2 separate regions of the Mus musculus genome follow, and region 1 is linked to region 2. The links are chromatin contacts, found by Hi-C or POLR2A ChIA-PET in ENCODE. All regions are on one chromosome and are shown on one strand. The core of a region is the stretch at or near the end of the contact, and the rest is flanking DNA. Distances in the headings are between cores, read along the strand shown. Region 1 holds the start of Crlf2 (cytokine receptor-like factor 2). Region 2 holds the start of Dr1 (down-regulator of transcription 1).

Region 1 (4,343 bases), core at 823-3,322, 1.3 Mb after region 2:
GAGACATCATCAGGCAACTTCCTGCGTACTTCCGCCCAAGGCCCCGCCCCCTCCCTCCATGTCACGCCCACACCACTCACGCCAGGCGGACGCGCGCTGCCTAGCCTTAAACACCATGGCCCCGCCTCCGTCGCGCAGTGCCAGCTCCAGCAGCCCCGCCCTCGCCGCGGGGAGGATGCACCCGGAAGTGACACCAGCGCCGGACAGGAAATATCGCGGGCAGGGTTGCAGGGCGCCAGTGCCATAACTGCAGAGTCGGGGATTAAGGGGGAAGGATCAGCTGGATGGGAAGTGATGGACCAGAAGTCCCGCCCACGAGCATCTGAATTTCAACACCTCAAACAGAAAGTGATGGGCAGAAAGGAAGTACCGCTCCTTCCTGTCATTCATCAGAGTCTGAAAGGAAGTACCGTCCCTAATCATTTGTCAATCATTAATTAGACAGGAAGTCCCGCCCACTCTTTCAGGCGTTTAAAAGAATGAACAGCAAGTGAGTGAAGAGGAATGAGAGGAAATCCCGCCCCCTCCCATATATCATTCAATGATTCCGACAGGAAGTCACAGACCAGAAGTTCTGCCCCGCCCCCCTTCACTCACCGGAACTCCAGGCTCAAGTTGGCGCCGTGGTGGTCGGGGCCCGAGCCCCACGTGACCTCCACCGTCTCCAGGTCATGGCAGACGACTGTGACATCACCTGCGGGGGCAGGGCGGGGATCAGGGGAGCAGCCCGTGACGTCAGCGCGTTCCAGAAGAGCCATCGCAGCCATTTCCCTGACTCAGACCCTTGGCTAGGGCGCTGGGAGCAGGCCGGGCCTCATTTGCATATGCACTAGGCAGGGGAAGACAGAGGAAGACATTCTGGCTCGTACGCAAATATAGGGAATGAATATGTAAACGAGAGGCCCAAGAACTGTAGCGGTGGGCGACACCTCATTTGCATATTCACAAACAGAGAAAAGGAAAAGGATTGGGGGCTCATGAATATGGAAAGCGCTTCTCGAATATGCAAATGAGCAGCTAGCAAGTCGGAGCCTCATTTGAATATACATGATCGCAAAGAAAGCGGTAGGGAAGCGGGGCTCACCACTATGCAAAGCGACCAATGGATACACAAATGAGCAGGCAGTGAACCAGAGTGGAGATGGACTGGGGAAGCATTCTTTGCATATTCATGAGGGGAAAAGGATGGAAGACTTTGTGGCTGGTGCATATGAGAATAGCAGTATATGATGAGGAGCGGGCAGATTCAATTTCGGAGATCTGAGGTCTCATCTGCATATTCATGATCAGGGACGTTGGAGCAAGACGTTGAGGCTTGTGCATATGTAAATCGTGGGGAAAATATGCAAATGCATAGTGATCCATATGGACAGGGCATCAATTCTATATTCATGAGGGGATGGAAGACAGAAATACATCGCTCATGAATATGTGTATCTCCCGATGGATATGCAAATGAGAAGCGATGAGTGAGAACTCGGTAGGGGCGAAGCGTTATTTGCATATAAGCGGGAAAGCTGTATATGAATATGCAAAGAAGGAGCGGCCCAGAGGCCTTATTTGCATATTCAGGAGGAGGAGCGAGATTGTGGCGGCAGCACTATGCTAATGAGGTCAAGGCGGGGTTTAGGTCTCATTTGCATATTACTGAGGAGAAAGCGCCGAGCGTAGGGGGGGAGGGCGGGGCTCATGCATACGCAAAGATCAAAATGAATATGCAAACGAAGCGCTATCCGATCGCCCTTAGGAGGGCCAGAGGCCTTATTTGCATATTCATGATGGGACGAAAAGCAATGATGGGACGAAAAGCAACTTGGTAGCTCTTGCTCGGGCCCCGCCCACCGCGGCGATTGACAGGCAGCCCCGCCCCCGCTCACTCCTCACCCCGTGACGTCACCGCCGCCGCCGCCGCTGCCGCCGCAAGGAGCCGAGGCAGGAGGATGACCGCGAGTGCCCATGCCATGTCGCCGGCGGGGCCGCGGACGCTGCAGTGATTGACAGCTGGTTCGGTCCGAGCCGGTCCGAGTCGAGGGCGCCCAGGCCGCTTAGAGCCGAAAACGGGAAGCCGGGGGCGGGGGTTGGGGCGACGGGGCGGGGCCACGGCAATAAACGGATGCGGCGACTCACCGACATGGGCGTGGCCCGGCTTCCTCTTCCCATCAATCACCCGGATAGGGGGAAGCGGGGGGGGGGCGGGGGGGGGGGGGTGGACTCCGCGTGCGCCCCGACCACGCCCCTCGCGGCCTGTCCCCGCCCCCAAACCTCCAAGGCCCCGCCCCCGCCCATCTAATCTGCCCGGCTCTTGTGGTGCTTTTTAAGGCTTACTTGTAAATAATAAAAATTGTGTGTCTTTTATCCAAAAACAGAAGGGAGGTGTTGCTCCCATATGTCTGTTCCTCTCTACTTCTTTGTTCTGTCATTTGGTTGCACATTGACCTCACCAAGATGGAGGTGGCTGGCCATCGTGTGACTTTCTGTTCCAGGTCACTTCTGCTTCTCCCTTTCCCAGTCTCTAGGTGGCCCAGCACAAAAGTAAATCGCTTTGTTGAAACTTAAATGGTATGTAAATATTAGATAATAGTGAACATATCTTTTTCTTTGTCTTAACAAAAGTCGTACTTAATCATACAAAGATTTTAAGTAATATACAAATTTGAACTTACAAACAGGGCAGCACTGTGCATTGTTACACCAATTACTAAAGTTTGGTGGAAAATGGTTTCATTCATAAGGACACAAACCTGAAGATGTTGAGAACCGGGGATCTCAATTGAGAAATGGCTACCATCATATTGACCTGTGGTTTTGTGAGTAAGCCATGTACTTAATTAATGATTAATATAAGGTTACCCTACTTTCTGTGAACAGTGACACCTCTAGGTGCGTTGTTCTTGTGATTTTGAGGCCAGCCTGGTCTACAAAGTGAGTTCCAGGACAGCCAGGGCTACACAGAGAAACCCTGTCTCAAAAAACCAAAAAAAAAAAAAAAAAAAGAAAGAAAAGAAAGAAAGAAAGAAAAAAGAAAGGGCACTGCAGCCCTTCCAGTCGGCACCAGCTCCGGGTCACCTTGTGCACAAACTCTGCAGACGGTCCCATGGTCCCCAGAGGACTCTCCACACAATCTTAGGATCACTGGTGAGTGGAACAAAACATCTGTTCCTGCTGCAGACAAACCTCAATTGGGTCATCGATCTGCAGGGAACGAGGTTCCAGTACTTACAGGCAAGCAAGGAGTTGGCATGGATAACAAATAAATATGGACACAAGGGAGTGTGTATCTGGATTATTTTCTCAAAGCAAGCACCAGTCTTTTTGTTTGGTTGGTTTTTGTTTTTTGATTTTTTTTCGAGACAGGGTTTCTTTGTATAGCCCTGGCTGTCCTGGAACTCACTTTGTAGACCAAGCTGGCCTCAAACTCAGAAATCCACCTGCCTCTGCCTCCCCAGTGCTGGGATTAGAGGCGTGTGCCACCACGCTCAGCACCAGTCTTATAATACAGAAGAAAAACAAGAAAGCTGATGGATACATTCATCAAGGTACACTGTTTCTTAACACAAAACAAAGAAAATGCATACATAAAAAGATGGCGGGAGCCAGGCAGTGTTTACAACTGAGAATAGGAACAACCCTAATTAAGATCAGCTAAACACAGGAGCCAGGTGAATGCTCTGATGCAATGCTAGTCTATTGTTAAACCCACCACCAGGGCTCCTTTAGTAAATACCTGATTATCCTATTCCTCTGGGCCTAGTGAACAACTTGCACCAGGGGAATTCCATTTTACTAACCCTTTCATGAATAATACCGCAACCCACCTATTTCCTAGGCCATTGTGTATTCCTGTTTATGGATGTGACTTGGCTATTGTTTTAAGTAATTACTATGCAGACTAGCCTTGAGCTTTTCTAGCTCTGTTCTAGTAAATAGTAATGCCTGATTATTTTCACTGTCTCTACTAGAGGTAAATTTGAATGTTACTGAATAGGAAACATTCTTACTGAATTGCAAGCTCAGGGTAGGCTTCAAGGACTTTCTAGGACATTGGAACACTGGTAGAGGCTTATCTATATGTCAAAATCAATCCTTAAAGGCACTTAAAACAATACAGAAAGAAAGCACAGGGATCCATACACCAGACTAACTCGGGGACAGGTTTTGAGTGTATGTGCTATGGGAATGCCAAGGTTCCAGGAGGCTAAGTTTCCGTAAAACTCTTTGCCTCATGACTGCTTCCAGGCTTTTAGGCCTGTCATGCAGACTTCACTGGAGTGGATGTAGCATGTTCCAAAACAATCTTGATGGGCCTGTGACAGCAGGAGCAAGGACACAGGAGCCCTGACTGA
Region 2 (4,347 bases), core at 1,039-3,538:
ATGGGGTGGGGAAGTGTCTGTGTGTGTGTTTCAGCCTCCAGAGAGCTGGGATTATAGGTATACAGTAACACATACAGTAACTTCCAGATTTTTTATTTCTTTGTTTTTATATTTGTTTCTTTGAGACAGGGTTTCTCTGGTAGTCTTGTCTACACTGGAAATCACCCTGAACCAGGCTGGCTTTGAACTTTTAAACCCATAGAGATCTACCTGCCTCTGCCTCCCAAGTGCTAGGATTAAAGGCCTGTACCATCATGCTGGGCCTTACCTTTAAAAATATGTTTTCAATTGCTCTGCTGTTGCTTTTCCACTGAACGTGTGTCTTCAGGTTTTTACAGCTTTTCACTGCCCTTGCCTCTCTCTCAAGCTGTTTTGCCATTTGCTTCTTTAGTCTTTACCACTACATGAAAAGCCTTCCTTCCCCATTCTGCCCCATTAGCTTCTTGTTGACACATATCATTTCTTTTTGACCTTTTAACAAAGTGATATCACCTCTTTCATTTATGTCCTTACAGTTTGCAGCTGTACTATGCTGTCCAGAGTCCATCTTTGAGTTATCAATCCTCTTTCCTTATCTTCCCCAATGCAGGCATTGCAGCTGGGTGCCACCATTTCTGACTCCTACTAGTTTGATTTTCCAGAAATATTTCTCTGTACCATTTTCCCATGTGACTTCATTTACAATAGTCCTTTAAATGTGTAAAGTCTTTACTGACATTTTCCTTTATGTTTTTATACTTCTTTTTCATCTTTAAAATCTTGTGAACTTTTAAAGTTAAAAATACTGTACTTCAAACCTGGAGTTGAACTCATTTGCAGTGGCCAAGACCTTTAATCCCAGCACTTGGGAGGCAGAGGCAGGCAAGTCTCTCTGAGTTTGAGGCCAGCCTGGTTTATAGAGTTCCGGGACAGCCAGGGGTACACAGAGAAACCATGTCTCAAAAAGCAAAAATAAAATAAAATAAAATAAAATAAAGAAAAGCTGGGGTTGCAGGTATAAACAATTTAGACAGTGGCTTGGGAGAACTCAGAAGCACTCTGTAGACATGACTCCCATATGAGAAAGTTTGCTTATAATATAGTAATAGCACAAAATGGCAGGCTAACCAGGTAACAGTTACCTAGGACTTAACATTCCATCTAGATTTTAATATTTTATCTAGGTCTTTATACATCTGAACCAAAATTTACTTATTTTGAAGAAGAAACTTGTTCTTTATAATCAAAGATTGAACTTACTAGCACTGATATAATGAAGAATATTTAGTTCCCAGCAAGCATTTTGGAGAAAATGTTGAATGAAAAAATTAACTCAAGGCTGGTGTTCTAGCTCAGTGCTGAAGCTGCATCTAGTAAGGTGGGTAGGAGGGGATGGTTGACAATGATAGTCTCCTGGAAACCAGACATCTTAAAGCATTGCCACAGTCCAGCTGCCAGTCTATCAACAAAGAACACGATGAACTAAACTGTGCACGTAGATTTAACTGGCTTAGTCCTTTCAAAAGTTACAACTTTCCACTATTAATTAATGTGACAGTATGTGAGGATTTGCGTGTGTTGAGACAGGTTTTTTCTGTATTGCCCTGGCTGTCCTGGAACTTGATTTGCCTGCCTGAGTGTCGTGTCCTAAGTGCTGGGATTAAAGGCGTGAGCCACTGTCGCCCAGCTGAGCTTATCTTAAAAAAAAAAAAAAGTGATTTCTGTGATGAACGTGGCACTAGTTATTAGTAATCACTTGGAACGAAGCAGATATCGGACTCTCATAAGATAAACCTTTTTTTTTTCTTGTCTTCCTTTCAAAAGCAAGTATGCAGAGGGCCATAGCTCATGGTATGCCAAACATTTTCATTACTTTAGATCAGACTACCAGTTTCCTGACTTAGCCACTTGTGGTACCGAGGACAGCCACTTCTTTGAAGGCTTCATTTCTTTCTCACAAATGAGAACAGGGAGCTCTGATCTGAATGCTGTGAAGTAGTTGTAAAGGCCTGTCCTCCCCACTCTGCTCTTTTCACTCCGCGCCCTAATCCCGACAGCTAAGGAGATAGGAAAAGGAAGTTCTTTAGTAAGGACCAGGGCTCCCCTGCCACGTGGCCCTCCGCGGGCCCTTCTGCCCGCAGAGCAAGCGAGCTCCAGGGCCCGACGGAGGAGACGCCGGGTCGCCGTGCGTGGGGGAGCGGCAGGCGGAAGCTGCGGGCTGCCAAGCCCCGCGGCTCCCGCCCGTCCGGGAGGGGGTAGGGGCGGGGCGTGCACACGGAAATCCATCGAGGAGGGCGGGTGGGACCTGGGGAGTTCGACTTCCGGTGGCGCAAAGCGTGCCGGGATCAGCTTGCGGCAAACCTCCTTCCCCGGCCCGTAGAGAGACCACCGTTAGCGCCGCTCCTGCTCGCACAGCCTGCTCTCGGCCACACGCTTGGCCGCTGCGGCTCCCGCAGTGTTCGGCCCGGTCCACTTGGTTTCCCAGGCAGCCGGCGTGCGCTCAGCTGCGGCTTCGGCAGACATGTTGTGAGGCGGCGGCGCGGGTGCCTGAAGGATGGTTTGGCCGAGGCGGCTGCAACCGCTGCTGGTGGCGGCGTCCTCGGGGGCTCCGGCTCTGTAGAGCTGACCCTGCTCAGTGTCCGCCCGGGACCGCGGCCGGGCGGGTATTCCTCTGTCTTGCGTGCGCTCCCGTGCCGTTTAGGTTCGGTTAGACGACAGCGCCAGTCCGTTTGAGGCGACACGCAGGGTGGTTCTCCAGCCCTGGGAGTGGTGTCCCTAGAACCCTCAGCCCCCTGACCTTTCCTTCATATTCCCACTAAAATCTCTCACACAGTGGGTGTTCCCTGCCCTCCAGCCCTCCTTCCTGGTTTCTGCACTCTCTTCTCTGAGCTTCCCGGACCCCAACATCCCTCTCCAGGGACAGCCTGTTGAGAAATCTTCGTGGAGTGGTGGACCAGAGGCGAGGAGTTTAAAAGTTGGGGCTTGAAAGACAGGAAGATACGATGGCTTCCTCGTCTGGCAACGACGATGATCTCACTATCCCCAGAGCTGCTATAAATAAGATGATCAAAGAGACTCTTCCTAATGTCCGGGTGGCCAACGATGCCCGAGAGCTGGTAGTGAACTGCTGCACGGAATTCATTCACCTTATATCTTCTGAAGCCAACGAGATTTGTAACAAGTCAGAAAAGAAGACAATTTCACCAGAGCATGTTATACAAGGTAAGCGATTTGTGTGGGATTTGGTTTCGATGAAGGATCAGGGGAACAGTCAAGCTAATAGAGTAACCACTTGGCGTCACAGAGCCTTCATTCCACTTCACTAGTAAGCACAGTTAATGAAAAGTCAAAACGGCATAGAGACAGCTTGTACCTTAAGAAAACACCTATGTAGCATTCTTCTGACATTGTTTTCATCCGGCTAGTGCAAATAAGGAGTGCAGACATTAGGGTCAACAGACATCCGCAACCCCTCACTAGTACAGTTTCCAATCAGGTCTTAAAACAACAAGAATTGACTGCCCACAGCTAAACGTGGATAATAACAACTGAGAAAGGAAACTCAAAGTTCTCTCTTGGAAAGTTAAATTTTAGAACTTCGAGCATGAGTTGAGTCAGAGAGTACCTCTCCCTCACCTGTATCGAGGAAAAGATTCATTTTTGAACACAGGGGTAGGAAAAACCCTTGGGCTGGTGACGGAGGTCAGTGGTGTATCATCTAGCAATCTTGCACAAGGGTCCTAGCATTGAGTTAAAAAAAAATATTGACATGAGTGTGTTAAGTGTTGTAAAGTTAATTGCTTTTCAAAAAGGAAGTATATTTTTGCTTTAAAATCGCTAAGAAGGTGGAACAGTCATCACCAGGTAACCAAAGCGAGCACCACATTTTTTTCTTTTTGACTCCCTCCAACTATTGATTGTTCTTTGAAGATTATTTGTAAAAGATGACTGGGGCAGGGCGGGAACGACAGTCCTGGGGCTTGAACGTAGGGCCTGACACACGCTAGTCAGCATTCTGTTGCCGGTCCTTCTCGCCTGCTGGTCCCCTTTGGATGTGTTTATACATTTATCTTTTATTGAAAAGCACATCTAAAAGTTTCGACAGTTTCTTCCTTATGCTGGAAAAGACTAGGAGACTTTGATGGTTACAGGAAAAGGAGACAAAAGTGCTCTTGGCAAATTTTGGGAAGTACTTTCTGTGGTTTTTCATGAACTCTTAGGAGAAGGTTGCATTCAGTTTGAGACAGTCACTTCTGTTTTATAATAATCTATTGGAAATGCGAACAATTTCTTGATTACTTTTATTTAAAGTTAAAAGGAACAAATTTAATCATACTCGGCAGGTAGTTCTCTACCATTGCCTTTTTA

The links. A loop is a pair of places that touch in the nucleus more often than their neighbours do. ChIA-PET counts read pairs that join two places held with the same protein, here RNA polymerase II (POLR2A).
Region 1: a map of left cerebral cortex shows a loop between it and region 2 (9-fold over the local background). The contact joins the promoter of Crlf2 here to the promoter of Dr1 in region 2. A Hi-C loop is called at or near these places in 1 of 37 maps with a recorded cell type or tissue (left cerebral cortex). POLR2A ChIA-PET finds 5 or more read pairs at or near these places in 1 of 5 experiments (embryonic stem cell).

Annotation. Positions count from the first base shown.
Region 1 is chr5:109,556,921-109,561,263 of GRCm38, forward strand. It overlaps Crlf2 (cytokine receptor-like factor 2), which reads right to left and starts at 2,073. Exons shown (of 8, transcript NM_016715.4): 1 at 1,885-2,073; 2 at 598-694; 3 at 81-247. The coding sequence starts at 1,963.
Region 2 is chr5:108,266,609-108,270,955 of GRCm38, forward strand. It overlaps Dr1 (down-regulator of transcription 1), which reads left to right and starts at 2,289. Exons shown (of 3, transcript NM_026106.4): 1 at 2,289-3,201. The coding sequence starts at 2,982.